Linked DNA regions of Homo sapiens: region 1 is linked to region 2. A link is a loop called in an ENCODE intact Hi-C map of the cell type or tissue named here. Cell type or tissue: lower leg skin. All regions are shown on one strand. Links, peaks and the distances in the headings refer to the core of each region. The heading gives the core; the rest is flanking DNA. Region 1 has its middle 21 kb from the start of LDLRAD4. Region 2 overlaps CIDEA (cell death inducing DFFA like effector a).

Evidence for each region. Peaks named below come from ENCODE experiments on the same cell type or tissue, not always from the same donor. Only the 100,000 strongest peaks of a DNase experiment are listed, where the experiment ranks them.
Region 1: it touches region 2 in a loop (18-fold over the local background); 1 of 110 quality-filtered maps calls a loop at or near these places.

Annotation. Positions count from the first base shown.
Region 1 is chr18:13,194,025-13,201,619 of GRCh38, forward strand. No RefSeq gene overlaps it. Among named protein-coding and RNA genes, the nearest start is that of LDLRAD4, 21 kb to the right of the region's middle. In lower leg skin, for the core only: no CTCF peak of the experiment used is centred there; no DNase peak of the experiment used is centred there.
Region 2 is chr18:12,275,869-12,283,463 of GRCh38, forward strand. CIDEA (cell death inducing DFFA like effector a) reads left to right here. Exons shown (of 5, transcript NM_001279.4): 5 at 1,255-1,727. The coding sequence ends at 1,402. Among named protein-coding and RNA genes, the nearest start is that of CIDEA, 25 kb to the left of the region's middle. RefSeq lists enhancers at 404-1,027, 1,829-5,783. In lower leg skin, for the core only: no CTCF peak of the experiment used is centred there; DNase peaks (open chromatin) are centred at 3,072 and 3,493.

The sequences.
Region 1 (7,595 bases), core at 2,522-5,021, 920 kb after region 2:
AATGAGTGAAAAAGTCATACATACACTATGATGACGTTTATATAAAGTTTAAAAACCCACAAAACAATACATATGGTTTAGGAATATGTCATATGCAGCGTAAGTATAAAAACATGGGTAGAAAGGAACAACTAATGTTGGAAGACAGCTTTCCCTTGTCAGCATGTCCTGCCAGTCAGTTACCAGTGTCCTTGGTTCTGAACCATCCCTTGAAGGATGTTCGTATAACCCTGGAAGATGGAGACAGTGATTCCTAATGGGGCAAGGGTCAGACATGGCCACTGCCAAGGATAAAAGGCTCAGGTCCCAGAACTCAGGGCTCCTTTCTTATAACCCACTGTGTGTGTAGGTGTCATCTGACTCTCTTTGCATTGCCCTGTGGGAACTGGGGCTCAGGTTATTGGTGCAAAAATGCTGATGCTGCTGTTGCTATGGAACAAATTTTCCTTTGTTTCTGACCCAGGAGTCTCATGTCTTCTGCCAGCATCTAAGAAACAGTAATGGGCTAATTTATTAGTTTCAAAAATTAACTAATAGGCTAAATTATTACGAATTTATTTGTAAAATTTTAGAATATTCATGGCTCTCAAAGCTACCTTCAGGGTAAGAATGATCTCTAGGAAGGAAGGGGAGTAGAATAAGGGAGGGGTCAAAGGAGGGCTGCAGAGTTTAATTTCTTAAGAAAAAGCCCTGGCCGGGTGCGGTGGCTCATGCCTATTATCCCAACACCTTGGGAGGCTGAGGTGGGTGGATCATCTGAGCACAGGAAATTGAGACCAGCCTGGCTAACATGGTGAAACCCTGTCTCTACAAAAAATACAAAAAATTTAGCCAGGCATGGTGGTGTGTACCTGTAGTCCCAGCTCCTCGGGAGGCTGAGGTGGGAGGATTGCTCAAACCAGGGAGGCTGAGGCTGCCGTGAGCCAAGACCATGCCACTGCACTCCAGCCTGGGTGACAGGGTGAGACCCTGTCACACACGCACACAAAAAGAAAACGCTCTGAAACAAATATGGCAACGTGCTAGTATGTAGAGGTGTTTATCGTCTTATCCTCAGTGGGTTTTTTCTTTCTTTTTTTTTCTTGCTATGTCTAAAACAATTTAAATAAAAACTGAAGGTATATGTTTTAAAAAGGGAAACATCTTGGATAAAGGAATACGTCATTTTTGTTGGACAGTGACTGTATCCCTGCAGTGAGGTGGGAAATCTGTTTTTCTCTAACTGCAAGCCATTTATTAACAGAAAAAAACTGAAACCAGAGCCAAAAATACACTTATTTGGGTGTATTTATCCACATCTCTTCAATATTAAAGAAAAAAATCTATTCATTTATTTGCTTTTAATCAATAAGATGAACATAAATACCTCACAATAGCAGGTAAAGGAACATCTTCAGTTGTTTATGATGTCTAATGAAAGGAGAAAGGCATCATGGGAAGTAATTAGTAAAGGAAACTGAAAAATGAGGAGAGGAAGAAGGAAACTGACAGAGAAAGGGAAAGAGAAGTACACAGTTGTTTTTTTTTTTTTTTTCTGGTGTCTCGCTCTGTCGCCCAGGCTGGAGTGCAGTGGCGAGATCTCGGCTCACTGCAAGCTCCGCCTCCCGGGTTCACGCCATTCTCCTGCCTCAGCCTCCCAAGTAGCTGGGACTACAGGCGCCCGCCACCACGCCCGGCTAATTTGTTTGTATTTTTAGTAGAGACGGGGTTTCACCGTGTTAGCCAGGATGGTCTCTATCTCCTGACCTCGTGATCTGCCCGCCTCGGCCTCCCAAAGTGCTGGGATTACAGGCGCGAGCCACCGCACCCGGCCAAGAAGTACATAGACATTTTTAAAAAGAGATAAGAGGAAAAAGATAAGCAGACATGGGAGACACACGGCTCCTACGTGTACAGAGAATCAGGCTGTTTGTTTACTTCACCTCCGTTGGTCTTTGGGGCTCCACGCTGCCCGCCTTTCCTACCCTTCCCCCGAACCTTCCTTGGCCTTTTTGCCGGGTCCTCCTCTGAAGCTTGAGTTCTTCAGGGTTTGAGTGGGGGTGCTCTTTTTTTAAGGATTAATATTAATGCTTTTTATTTTTGTGTTTTTTCTTACATTTAAACTAATTTTTAATTGTGGTAAATACATGTAACATAAAATTTACCTCTTTAGCTATTTTTAAGTGTGTGGTTGGTGGCATTAAGTATTACACATTCACATCACAGCCCTTCATCCCCAGAACTCTTTCCATCCTGCAAAACTGAAACTCTGTATCCGTTAAACACAAATACTCCCTTTTATCCTCACCCAGCCCCTGGCAATCACCATTCCACTTTTTGTCTCTGTGAATTTGACTACTTTTATAGATAACATCATATAAGTAGGATCATACAATATTTGTCTTTTTGTGATTGGCTTATTAGACTTAGCAGAATATCTTCACATTTCATCCATATTGCAGCAGAATCACTTCCTTTTTAAGGCTGAATCATATTCTCTGGTATATTCATACAATATTTCATTTATCCATCAATCCACTGATGGACACTTGGGCTGCTTCCGCCTCTTGGCTATTGTGAATAGTGCTGCTATGAACATGAGTGTGCAAAAGCTCTTCAAGACTCTGCTTTCAGTTCTGAGTATATACCCAGACATGGAATTGCTGGATCACATGGTGATTTTATGTTTAACATTTTGAGGAAAATCATACTGTTTTCTACAGGGCCTATATGATTTTAAATTTCCAACAATGCACAAGGGTTCCAAATTCTCCACATCCTCAGTAACACTTGTTATTTTCTTTTTTTAAATAGTAGCCATACTAATAAGCGGGAAGTGGTATCTCGTTGTTTTGATTTGCATTTTCCTAATGATTAGTGACTTTGAGCATCTTTTCATGTGCTTGTTGGTCATTAGTATAACTTCTTTGGAGAAATGTCTATTCAAGTCCTTTATCTATTGTTTAATTGGGTTGTTGTAATTGTCGTTTTGTTGTTGTTGTTCAGTTGTAGGAATTCTTTATATGTTCTGAATACCAATCCCTTATCAAATAGATAATTTGTACATATTTTCCCTGATTCCATTGGTTGCCTTTCCACTCTGTTGTTTGTGTCCTTTCATGCACAGAAATTTTTATTTTTGATGTAGTCTAATTTGTCTATTTTTTTCTTTCGTTGCCTGTGCTTTTGATGTTATAGCTAAGAAACCATTGCCAAATCCAATCTCATGAAGTTTTCTCATTTTCTTCTAAGAGTTTTATAGCTTTAGCTCTTACATTTAGATCTTTGATCCATTGTGAGTCAATTATTGTATTTGGTGTTAGGTAAGGGTCACACTTCATTGTTTTGTATGTGAATTTCTGGTTTTACCAACAACATTTGTTGAAAAGAACTGTCCTTTCTGCATGGAATGGTCTTGGCACTCTTGTTGAAATCACTTGACAATATATGTGACAGTTTATTTCAGGGATCTCTATTCTATTCCATAGGTCTATTTGTCTGTCTTTATGCCAGTCCCACACTATTTGGATTACTATAGCTTTGTAGTAGGTTTTGATGTTTCTTACATTTGATATGTTAATTTATATAATTAATTTTTGTTATATGGTTTGAGATGAGAATTAATTTACCTTTTTTTTTTTTGTCAAATCACATTGGTAAGTGGAAACCATACATAGTGGGAGGGATTGCCCCTCAAAAATCAGTAAACATTACTAATCTGAGCTTTTCTTTGCACCCCAAAGAGATTGTTAAACCTTGAGGTGCAAACTACTCTTTCAGACTCTACATTTTAAATTGCTTTTGAGTTTTATTAACAATACCCACTACTGTAAACTTCACATTCTTGAGTTTTTGACTTTCAGTTATAGTACAAATTCATGATTCATATATACAATGTACATGCTATATATTCAAATAATTCAAGAAGGATATTTGAGAAATATATTTCCTGAGCCCTTGTGCTATATATGAATGACTACTAAGCTGGATAAAGAATTGTGCCTTTCAAATCCCTGTACTTACCTGTGACACTTCTCCTGAAACAATGCTATGAAGAAGTCTGAAGCCACCTTGATTCTTACTCCATTGTAGGTAACCTGTGTTTTTTTTACTGCATCCTTGTAGAATTTTTCTCTTTATTCTTAAAGGTAAAAATGGTGTCAGAAACAGTCTAAATGTGGGTCTTTCCCATTAATTTTACCCGGAATGTGGTAGGTGCTTGTCACCTGTGAACCAGCTCCTGTTTCAGCTTCGGAAAGTTGTAGTTAGAACATTTTTTTCTTATTGGATCTCGTGTTTTATTCCTTCTTGATTATTCTTAGAAAACCTATACTCTCTAGGTAGATCTCCTTTTCTTCCCCTCCATGTTATTTTTCATCATGTTCATCTCTGTTGTTCTCTCTATTTTTTTTTTTCTGAGATAGAGTCTCATTCTGTTGCCCAGGCTGAAGTGTAATAGTGCGATCTTGGCTCACTGCAACCTCCGCCTCCTGGGTTCAAGAGATTCTCCTGCCTCAGCCTCCTGAATAGCTGGGATTACAAGCATGCGCCACCACATCTGACTAATTTTTGTATTTTTAGAGACAGGGTTTCACCATGTTGGCCAGGCTGGTCTTGAACTCCTGACCTCAAGTGATCGGCCTGCCTTGGCCTCCCAAAGTGCTGGGATTACAGGCATGAGCCACCCCACCCGGCCTCTACATTTTTAAAAATAAATTTGATTTGATTTTTTTTACTGAGGTGAAATTCACATAACGAACAATTTTAAAGTGAACAATTTAGTGGCTTTTAGTGCACTCACAATGTTGTGCAACCACCACTTTTATCTAGTTCCATAACATTTTCCTCATTCCAGAAGAAAGCCCTGTGCCTGCTAAGCCATTACTCTCCATCTCTCCCTCTCCCCCAGGGCCTGGCAACCATCAGGTGCTTTCTGCCTCTGTGGATTTACATGCTCTGGATGTCTCATGCAAATGGCATTATACAACATGTGACCTTTTGTGACAGGCTTTTTTCACGTACTATAATGTTTCCAAGGTTCAACCACATTGTGGATTTAAATTAGTGCTGAGAGTTACTTGATTTTAGCCTGCAAAACTTCCTTTATTATTTCTTGTAAAGTGGGTTGGCTAGCAATGATTATTTCAGATTTTATTTCTCTGACAATGTCTTTAGTTTACCTTCAGGTTTTCAACATTTTTATTTTTATTTATTTATTTATTTACCTTCAGTTTTGAAAGATAGTTTTGCTGGATATGGGATTTTAGGCTGACAGTCCCCCCCCCCGCCCCCACTTGCATCCTGAGCACTTTGAATATGTTTTCCATTGTCTTCTGGCTTCCATCGTTTCTGTGATAAGTCATCCATTAATCTTATTGGGGCTCCCTTGTAAGTGTTGAGTTGCTTTCCTCATGCTGCGTTCAAGATTTTCTTCTTGTCTTTGATTTTCAGCATTTCTACTACAAAATGTCTGTTTGTGGATCTCTTTGAGCTTGTCTAACTTGGAGTTTGCTGATCTTCCTCAATGTCTGGGTTAGTGTTTTTCAGCTAATTTAGGAGTTTTCAGCTAATACTTCTTTAAATATGATTTCTGCTTCTTTCTTTCCTCTTCTTCTGATACCCCATTATACATTTGTGGTTATGCTTAATGGTCTCCCATGTTTCTCTGAAGTGTTATTTTTAATAATTACTCATTATTAATTATTTTTTCTCTTTGTTTTTGAGAGTATATAAGCTCTATCAATCTATCTTCAAGTCTGCTAATTCTTTCTTCTTCCAGGTTAGCCTCTCCAGTGAATTTTTAATTTCAGTTATTGTGCTTTTTGACTCCAGAATTTCCATTTGGTTCCTTTTTTTTACAAAAAATTTTCTATCTCTTTATTGATATTCTCTATTTGATATAAAAATGGCATCATACTTTACTTATTTCAGCATGGGTTCTGTTAGTTTTTTGCTTTTTTTTTCTTTATTGAGATAGAGTCTCTCTCTGTCTTCCAGATGGAGTGCGGTGTTATGATCATAGCTCATTGCAGCCTTGAACTCCTGTGATACTCAAGTGATACTCCCACCTCAGATTCCAGATTAGCTGGGACTATAGGTGTGCACCACTGTGCCCAGCTGATATTTTCATTTTTGTAGGGACAGGATCACACTATGTTGTCCAGGATGATCTTCAATTCCTGACCTCCTCCCACCTCAGCCACCCAACATGTTGAGATTACAAGTGTGAGCCATTGTGCCAGGCTTCTTTTAGTTTTTTAAAAGACAATTTCTGTTGCCTGCTTTTTTTTTGGTCTCTGAGTCATGCTTTCCTTTTCCTTGCATGCTTCCTAACTTTTTGTTAAAATTGGATGTTTTAGAGTTTTGTTAAAATTGTACATTTTAGATAAAATACTGCAGCAACTCTGGATACTGGTCATCTCTCTCTGGGGCTTGTTGTTGTTATTTGCTGGTTTTTTTTTTTAGTGAGTAGCTGGATTACTTCATTACTTCAGTGATGTCAATTTCTCCAAAAAGTGTCAAACCTCTCACATTGCTTCTCAGGAGGCACAGGTTTGGGTGTACTTGGACACTCTTCTTCATCTTTTATGTCCTGCCCTCAAGTCTGTTCTTTACTTAGCATCCAGAGTAATTCTTTTTTTTTTTTTTTTTTTACAGAATCTCACTCTATCGCCCAGGCTGGAGTGCAGTAGTGCAATCTTGGCTCACTGCAGCCTCTTCCTCCCAGGTTCAAGTGATTCTCCTGCCTCAGCCTCTGAAGTAGCTGGGACCACAGGCAAAAGCCACCATGCCTGGCTAATTTTTGTATTTTTAGTGGAGATGACACCTACTGCTTCTTTAAATTCATCTCATCAGGCATTGCATGAGGATGAATCACCTCCATACATCCTGCACGTCCACCCCACTGCCCAGCTACTTGTTGCATACTTCGGAGGTATCAGTATGCTATTATTGCTGTAACAAGCTACCACAAACTTGATGGCTTAAAACAACACACATTTATTGTCTTACATTTTGGAGGTCAAAAGTCCAAGATAAGTGAGCACGGCTGAGTTCCTTCCGGTTGTTATAGGGGAGAATCTACCTTCTTTCCTTTTCCAGCTGCTAAAAGCTTCCTGTATTCCTTGGCTCATAGCCCCTTCCTCCATTTTCAAAGCCAGCAATGCAGCATCTTCAAATTCCTCTCTGTCTTTCCCTCTCCCCATTTTGCCTCTCTTTCCAACATCACATCTCCTGTGACTCTGACCCTCTTGCTTCCCTCCTATAAGGACTCTTGTGATTACATTGTGCCCACCCAAATAATCCAGCATAACCCCCTCACCCCCAAATCCTTAATTTAATCGCACCTGCAGGGTCCCTTTCCCCATCTAAAATAGCATATTAGCAAGTTGCAGGGATTACCACATGGACATCTTTGGGGGCCATTACTCAGCCAACCACACCAAGCATGCACATATCCTATAACCCAGCAGTTCCACTTTGGGCTGTCTGCCTTAGAGAGACTGCCGTATTTACACAAGAAGATGTGCACAAGGATGTTTACTACAGCACTCTGTATAATGGTGAAATATTGGAAATAACTTCTTTTACAGCACAGTACGTGATTAAAAAAGCAA
Region 2 (7,595 bases), core at 2,356-4,855:
AATAGCTTTACACTTGGATTTTAAAAGTTAGGCAAGAGAGTTACAACAACTGAAAAAGGTAAGATGAAGAAAGCTAACCTCACCCAAAATTCCACCTCAGTGAAATCTTTTTTCTTTTTCTTTTCTTATTTTTTTTCTTTTTTGAGACGGAATCTCACTCTGCTGCCCAGGCTGGAGGGCAGGGGCACGATCTCAGCTCACTGCAACCTCCTCCTTTCAAGTTCAAGCCATTCCCGTGGCTCAGCCTCCCAAGTAGCTGAGATTACAGGCATGCACCACCACACCCAGCTAACTTTTGTATTTTTAATAGAGACGGGGTTTCACCATGTTGGCCAGGCTGGTCTCAATCTACTGGCCTCAGGTGATCCACCCACCTCGGTCTCCAAAAGTGCTGGGATTACAGGCATGAACCACATTCCAGGCCCTTTTTCTTTTTTTTTAAGAAAGAGGGTCTCACACTGTCCCCCAGGCTGGAGTGCAGTAGCACAATCATAGTTCACTGCAGCTTCCAACTCTTGGACTCAAGCGATCCTCCCACCTCAGCCTCTGAAAGTGCTGGGATTATAGGCATGAGCCACCACACCTGGCCACAAAGTCTTTCTTGAAAGACAAGTTCAGCCTTCTTGTTACTAATTTGTATTCTCTGATAAATCCGATGACACCACAAGCAGCCATGGAACTCACGACAGCCCCCACACTGGAGGCACCGCCTGCTAGGGACCCTGTTGTGGGTGCTGGGGGCAGTGGGCCCTCCTGATGAGACAGCTGCCCAGGCTTGGCTATCGCATCCCCATGGGCTCAGTCACTGCTGAATGTCCTGCTACTACCTTAGGAAGGGAAGGGATTTCAGTAGCAGGGCCCCTAGAACAGCCCAGCAGCCGAAGCCCAGGACACAGCACACCTGTGCGGGTGCGGCCATCTGCTCCACACAGAGCTTGCCAGCCACTCAACAAGCAGGCCGCACTTCAGGTGGCTCATGGGAGCCGTGCTTCTTGCGGTGGTCTTGGGCCAGCAGCAAGGGGGTCCTCAGGGAGCTCACAGAGACCTGCTCCTGGCCAGACCCACTGCCACGGCAGCTGCATCTGTGCCAGCCCTGGGACACGTGCACTCTGAGAGTCAGACAGCCATGCTCTAAATGTCAGCCTGGCCTCCTCCGAGTGCCTTTTGGTGGGGGGAGTGAAGTATTCCCATCCTGTCTGTTTCTCACTGGCCCAAAATCCCAAGCTAAAGCCTCCCCATCTGCCTCTGCCACAGGAGTCTGCTGCGGTTCCTGTCCTACTCCGCCCAGGTGACGGGACAGTTTCTCATCTATCTGGGCACATACATGCTCCGGGTGCTGGATGACAAGGAAGAGCGGCCATCCCTCCGGTCACAAGCCAAGGGCAGGTTCACGTGTGGATAGGGATGCAGGCTGTCGCCGGCTCTTGAGCCAAACACTGTGTTTCGTTTGGCTCAATGACGAATGTTGAAGATGCTTTTATGTTCTGAGCCACATGCACTTGGAGGCCGCTGGTCACGCTGCTCAGGAGTGGTGCCCAGAAAAGGAAAGGGCTTGGTGGTACATGAAGTGGGGGCAGTGGGCAGGGTGCCCTGGGGGGGAGGCATAGAGGGCCCTGGGGGTCATGGGAAGCGAGCACGCAGCAGGCGTGCCCAGGAGCGTGTGCATGTGTCAGAGCCATTTGGTCCATCATCTCCTGCAATAAACCCATCGCAAGAATGACCTTCAAGATGTGTGACACTTCCTGTGTCTCCTTTATCTCTCAGAAGAGCAAAAAGCAAACAAAACAAAACAAAACTATCAGAACAGCAAAAAAAAAAAAAAACTTTATATAGAAGCAAAACTCATCCAGGAATATTCTGCTAACAGATATAATCTCTCATAAGTCTTTATTAGTGCCACAAAAATAACAAGCTGCAAAATGTTATTGTATGTTTTTTTCAAACATGGATTTTTAACAGGCTCAAAGGGGCCCTCACACTGAAGGACTCAAATTGTGGAGGTCTTCAAGGACTTTTTTACTTTTTCACTTGTGAAAGTGAAAGGACTTTACTTTTTCAGCCTCTTTTTTCTTTTTCTTCTTTTTTTTTTTTTTTTTTTTTTGAGACAGGGTCTAGCTCTGTCACCCAAGCTGGAGTACAGCGGCCTGATCTCGGCTCACTGCTGCCTCGACCTCCCTGGGCTCAAGCCATCCTCCCACCTCAGCCTCCTGAGTAGCTGAGATTACAAGTGCACACCACCACCCCTAGTTTTTTTTATTTTTGTAGAGATGGGGTCTTGCTATGTTGCTCAGACTGGTCTCAAACTCCTAGACTCAAGCAATCCTCCTACCTGGGCCTCCCAAAGTTCTGAGATTACAGACGTGAGCCACCACACCCGGCCCAGCCTTTTTCTTAAAAACCAAAAAACAACTGCTGCACCCTCAGCTGCAGATTCTGCCTGCAGCCAGGTGGGGCACCGCGTTGCCAAGGTGGAGCTGTGCCTCATGCTGGCTCAGCTGCGAGGAACCTCCTGTCCGTGGCTGGGATCTCTAGCTGCAGGCACAGCTGGACGAAGGCAATCAGACAACATTGTAAGAATCTGTCTCCCACTCTCTTGGATCTGATTCCCTGCAGGGAGGGGGGACCCCCTCAAGTGGAAGCAAGTGCAGACCTCAGGCCCTGCAGCAGGAAGCTCTGGGCTACACCTTGTCCCCCCATTGGATGTCCTGGGTTACACCTCATGCTGCAGACACAGCAGCTGGTGGCTCTGCCAGGCTGGGCCACACACTGAGTCCTGGAGCCACCCCAAAGAGAAATAGGGTGCTGTTCCTAGAATCAGGGGGAACAGATGCTAGAAGAAAAATATTTCCTGATTAAGAAATGATGCCTTGGAGGCCTTTTCCTTCCCTAGCCACCAACTCTGGCCACAGAAAGACACCACAGTGTGTCCCGGAACCCTAGAGGAAGAAAAACTCTCCCCTCCCCTACCCCCTTCCCGGGGCTCCCAGCTGCTGCTCAGCCGTTCCCGGCAGGGATGGTCCTCCCTTCACAGACAGTTTGCAGTCCCCTTTGAGAGGCCCCGTGACCGGCGCTGAGTCCTGGGCTCTCACTGTGTCTGAGCCAGTTCTTGGAGAAGCTGGGCCAGGCCCCACAGCAGGACAGACAAAAGGAAAGGAGGTGGCGTTCCTCAAAGCACAGGCTCTTCTTTCACACTGCGAAAAAAACAGGCACTTTCAGTATTATCCCTTCTTGCCTTCCAGAATGAGCTGCGCTGCTGGTAGAGCGAGGGTTACAAAGAGTGTTCAGGCACAGGCCGTCTGCTGTGACTTCAAAACATTTCCTATATAAGGAGCTCCTGACCGCCCTGCCCACCTCGGGCCAGCAGGAGAGGAGGTGAGGAGGAGGGCTGTAGCCAGGCGTGTGGCCGGCCTGGCCGAGGGGCGCTCACTCCTGCCTCTCACTGACTCTGGGCTTGCGTCACTTCCCAAGGATTCCACCGGCCTGGGCAGTGACTGCCTGGCTTCCAAAAAAGGAATTTTCACTCCAGTGCCTGATCCTGTTGACTCAGCCCCTGCCCTCACTCGCTGAGAGGCCCTAGGCCTACGTCCAGATGGTGGGGAAACTGTGGGGGCCCAACCTGTTCGAAGGGAGGAATTGGGGAAGGGACGGGCTGGCCTTCTCCCCATGGGAAAGGGGAGGACATTCAGAAGGACCTCTTGGCATTTGGGAGCTTCTGAAGGAGCTGCGGCCACCGCCGCCCTGTCTCCTGTGCCCATGATTCACGGAGTGGCCCGGGACAGAGCAGCCTCTTCGCAGAACCCTCAGGGAGGCTCCAGGCCTCAGGGAGGAGGCAGCAAAGGTTGGTTTTGCTATTGTCAAAGTCTTCAGTGGGCCCTTGGCCAGGAGACTGGTGGAATTGAAACCCACTCCCTTAGGGGAAGGGTCCCAGCAGGCGTGGCTGTCTTGTCTCTGGTTCGGATTAGGTGACAGGCACTCCAAATGTGACACTTTCTCGTTCTCATCTTAGTTTCTCTATCATCTGCATTTAGCCCGCTAGCTCAGACCAGGATGTGCCCCATGCAGGTGAGGGTGGGTGGGGAGAGCCAAGGCACTCCAGCGGGCTCAGGGCCTGGACCCTGTGAGGCCTGGATGCCGCCTCCACCTAAGCCTTCAGCTGAACCCCCAGGGTGGCGTGTGTGTCCCTTCAGGGGCTGAGTGTTCGTCTGTGTGTCTTTGATGGGGCCAAGCAGAAGAGCTCGAATTGGAAATTATTCACTTCTAGAATCACAATTCAGAAAAAAAGAAATGGTTCCCATGAGCCCAGGTTTCATGCTCCTGCAGTCACTACATGGACCTGGACGTCACTCCTATGACCTCTTTTTCAGGCGCACAAACACAGGTAGCTGCCATGAGCATCCCACGCGCATGCGTCCTGGTGTGTTTCTGCCACATGATCCGTAGGCTAGATTCAAGGAGCACTTTCTGCCAGCAGCAGGGAACAGAGTGCAGGCCTGGGATGAACTGAGGACATCAGAATGAAATGCTCTAAGAGCCATGATCTCATGGCCAGAGACAGACTCTGGCTAAAATCACCTGTAGTGACCAGACTTCACAGCCCAAACCACTGTCTTCATCCATAAAATCAGGATCCAATCGACTTGGTCCAGGAACTCCATTCCCAGACAGATTTTCTTGGCCCAGATTTTAAAAATGTAAACACGGTCCCTCTTCCAGCCAGCACTTTTCAGCTGGCCAGCCACAGCTTGCCCTTCTCCTGCACCCCAAGGAAACTGTCACCACCCGCCAGGTCAGGAGCCCAGCTCAAAGCCATGGCGTAGGCCTCTTCAGGACTAGGATTCTAAAACGGGGGTCCATTTCCCCAAAGGGAAGTTCTCCTTTCTCCTCATGTGATGAGGTGGGGGCGGCTCATCAAGCCACATGTGGGGGTGGGCCTCCACCCAGGATGGCACTGTCCCCACACAGGGTCTCCTGGCTCCCACTCCCTCCTGTGTTATAAATTGTAGGGAAAGAAAACTGTGGCCAGCACCTTTCTCTACCATCACCTCCACGGGGACAGCTATTCCTTGCTAGAATTACCAGGCCCCCTCCAGCAGCAGAGGCCATGGGGCTACCTGCCTGCCCTCCAGCTCTGACAGCCAGCTCTCAAGTCCCAGTGGGCCAGGAGGAGAGCTCTGTCTTCCCCAAGATTTTATTGTATTGTGGCAAAATCAACATAACTTTTTTTTTTTCTTTTGAGATGGAGTTTCGCTCTTATTGCCTAGGCTGGAGTACAATGGTGTGGTCTCGACTCACTGCAAACTCCGCCTCCTGGGTTCAAGCGATTCTCCTGCCTCAGCCTCCTGAATAGCTGGGATTACAGGTGCGTGCCACCACACCCAGGTAATTTTTGTATTTTTGGGGTTTCACCACATTGGCCAGGCTAGTCTTGAACTCCTGACCTCAGGTGATGCACCCACCTTGGCCTCCCAAAGTGCTGGGATTACAGGTGTGAGCCACCATGCCTGGCCAACATAACATTTTTTTAAATGTATCTTCCACCTCAGCCTCCCAAGTAGTTGACACTATAGGTGCACACCACCACACCCAGCTCATCATCTTTTTTTTTTTTTTTTAGATTTTTTTTTTGTTGTTAGCAACAGGATCTTACTATGTTGCCCAGGCTGCTCTCCAACTCCTGGGTGCAAGTGATCCTCTCACCTCAGCCTCCCAGAGGACTGGGATTATGGGCATGAGCTATTGCTTTTAAAATCTGATGATCAGTGCAGTGCCTTTTATTCTGAGCCTCCACTCCACTGAGTGGTCTCCCCCACTTCATGCCCCAGGGGCTCATGTGCCAAGGCAGTGGGGGACACACTCCGACTATGGGGAGTTGTGTCCCACCCAGGCCTCCCCTGAGATGCCCACTGGCTATGACTGTCGGAGGCCAGTCTGTGAAGGTCACTGCGGCAACTCCCCCAGCCCACCTGCAAGAAGGCTTCAGGCCACCACTGCTGGGAGCCAGGTTCTCCCTGCCACTCCAAGGCCAGGCCAGGGTACCAGGACCCCTGTGATATTGTGATATAATAAAAAATACGTTTTTGGCCTCTGCCCCCATTCCTGACATAGATCTCCTAAAATCTGTAATCTCCTGAGTGATTGGAATGGCTGACAGAATTCCTAAATCCTTTGGAATTTCCTGGGTTATGGGGGCATCTTTTCTTTTTTTTTTCAAGACAGCATCTTGCTCTGTCACCCAGGCTGGAGTGTAGTGGTGTGATCACAGCTCACTGCAGCTTCCTGGGCTCAAGTGATCCTCCCACCTCAGTCTCCTAGGTAGCTGGGACTACAGCTGCACACCACCATGCCTGGCTAATCATTTTTATTTTTTGTAGAGATGAGGTCTCCTTATGTTGTCCAGGCTGATCTCAAATTCTTGGGCTCAAGCGATCCACTTGCTTTGGCCTCCAGAAGGGCTGGGATGACAGGCATGAGCCCCCGCGCCTGGCCAGGAGCATCATTTTAGGAGACTCTTGGTGGGCTCCTGCATGGCCTCAGGATAGGGGCTGGTTGCCAGGGAACCAGCCCTGTGATTAAAGGGTCAGGACTTTCAGCCACATCCCCCAACCTCTGGGGAAGGGAGAGGAGCTGAAGTTTGAATCAATCACCAGTGGCCAATGAGGTAATCAATTGTGCCTATGTAATGAAGGCTCCAGAAAAATCCCCAAGCTACAGGGCTCAAAGAGCTTCCAGAGAGTGAACACGTACAGGCTCTGAGATCGTGGTGTCCAGGGAGACCACGGAAGCTCCATGCCCTGCCCCACATGCCTTCCCCATGAGTGTCTTCATCTGTGTCCTTTGTAATATCCTTCATAATAAAAGGCTAAACATACAGAAAGGATTTCCCTGAGTTCTGTGAGCTACCCTAGCAAATTAACCACCCCCAAGCCGGGGATCAGGGGAACTGAGATTTGTCACAGCTTGGGGCTTGCAATGGGCGTGAAAAGTGAGGGCAGCCTTGAGGACTGAGCTCTCAGCCCGTGGTGTTTGATGCTGTCTCCAAGAGGACTGTGTCAGAGTTGAATTGAATGAGAGGACACTCAGCTGGTGTCTGCTGGAGAACGGGTTGTCTGTGGAGAGAAATCCCCACGCATTTCGGTGCCCTAAGGTGAAATACTCTGTATTGAGAGTGAAAGCAGAGAGAAAAAGCAGTGTTTTTTCCACAGCCCCCCACGCACCCAGCCATTGTGATGTTACTGCTCGTGATGGTGACTTTACGTGTCCACTTGGCCAGGCCACGGCACCCAGTTTCTGGTGAAACACCAATCCCGATGTTGCTGTGAAAGATATTTTTGAAGATGAGACTAACATTTAAAGCTGTGGACTTTACGTAAAGCACATGCCCTCCAGGTTGCCCATTAGGGAGTGGCCTCATCCAGTCCATTGAAGGCCTTCAGAGAAAAAACTGACATCCCCTTAGAGAAAGAATTCTGCCCGCAGACAGCCCTGCGGGTGGCGCTGCGACATCAGCTCTTCCGGGGCTCCAGCCTGCAGCCTCCCTGCAGATTTCAGACTTCCCAGCCCGCACAGTCACACAACTGTACACACAGCTCATGGGA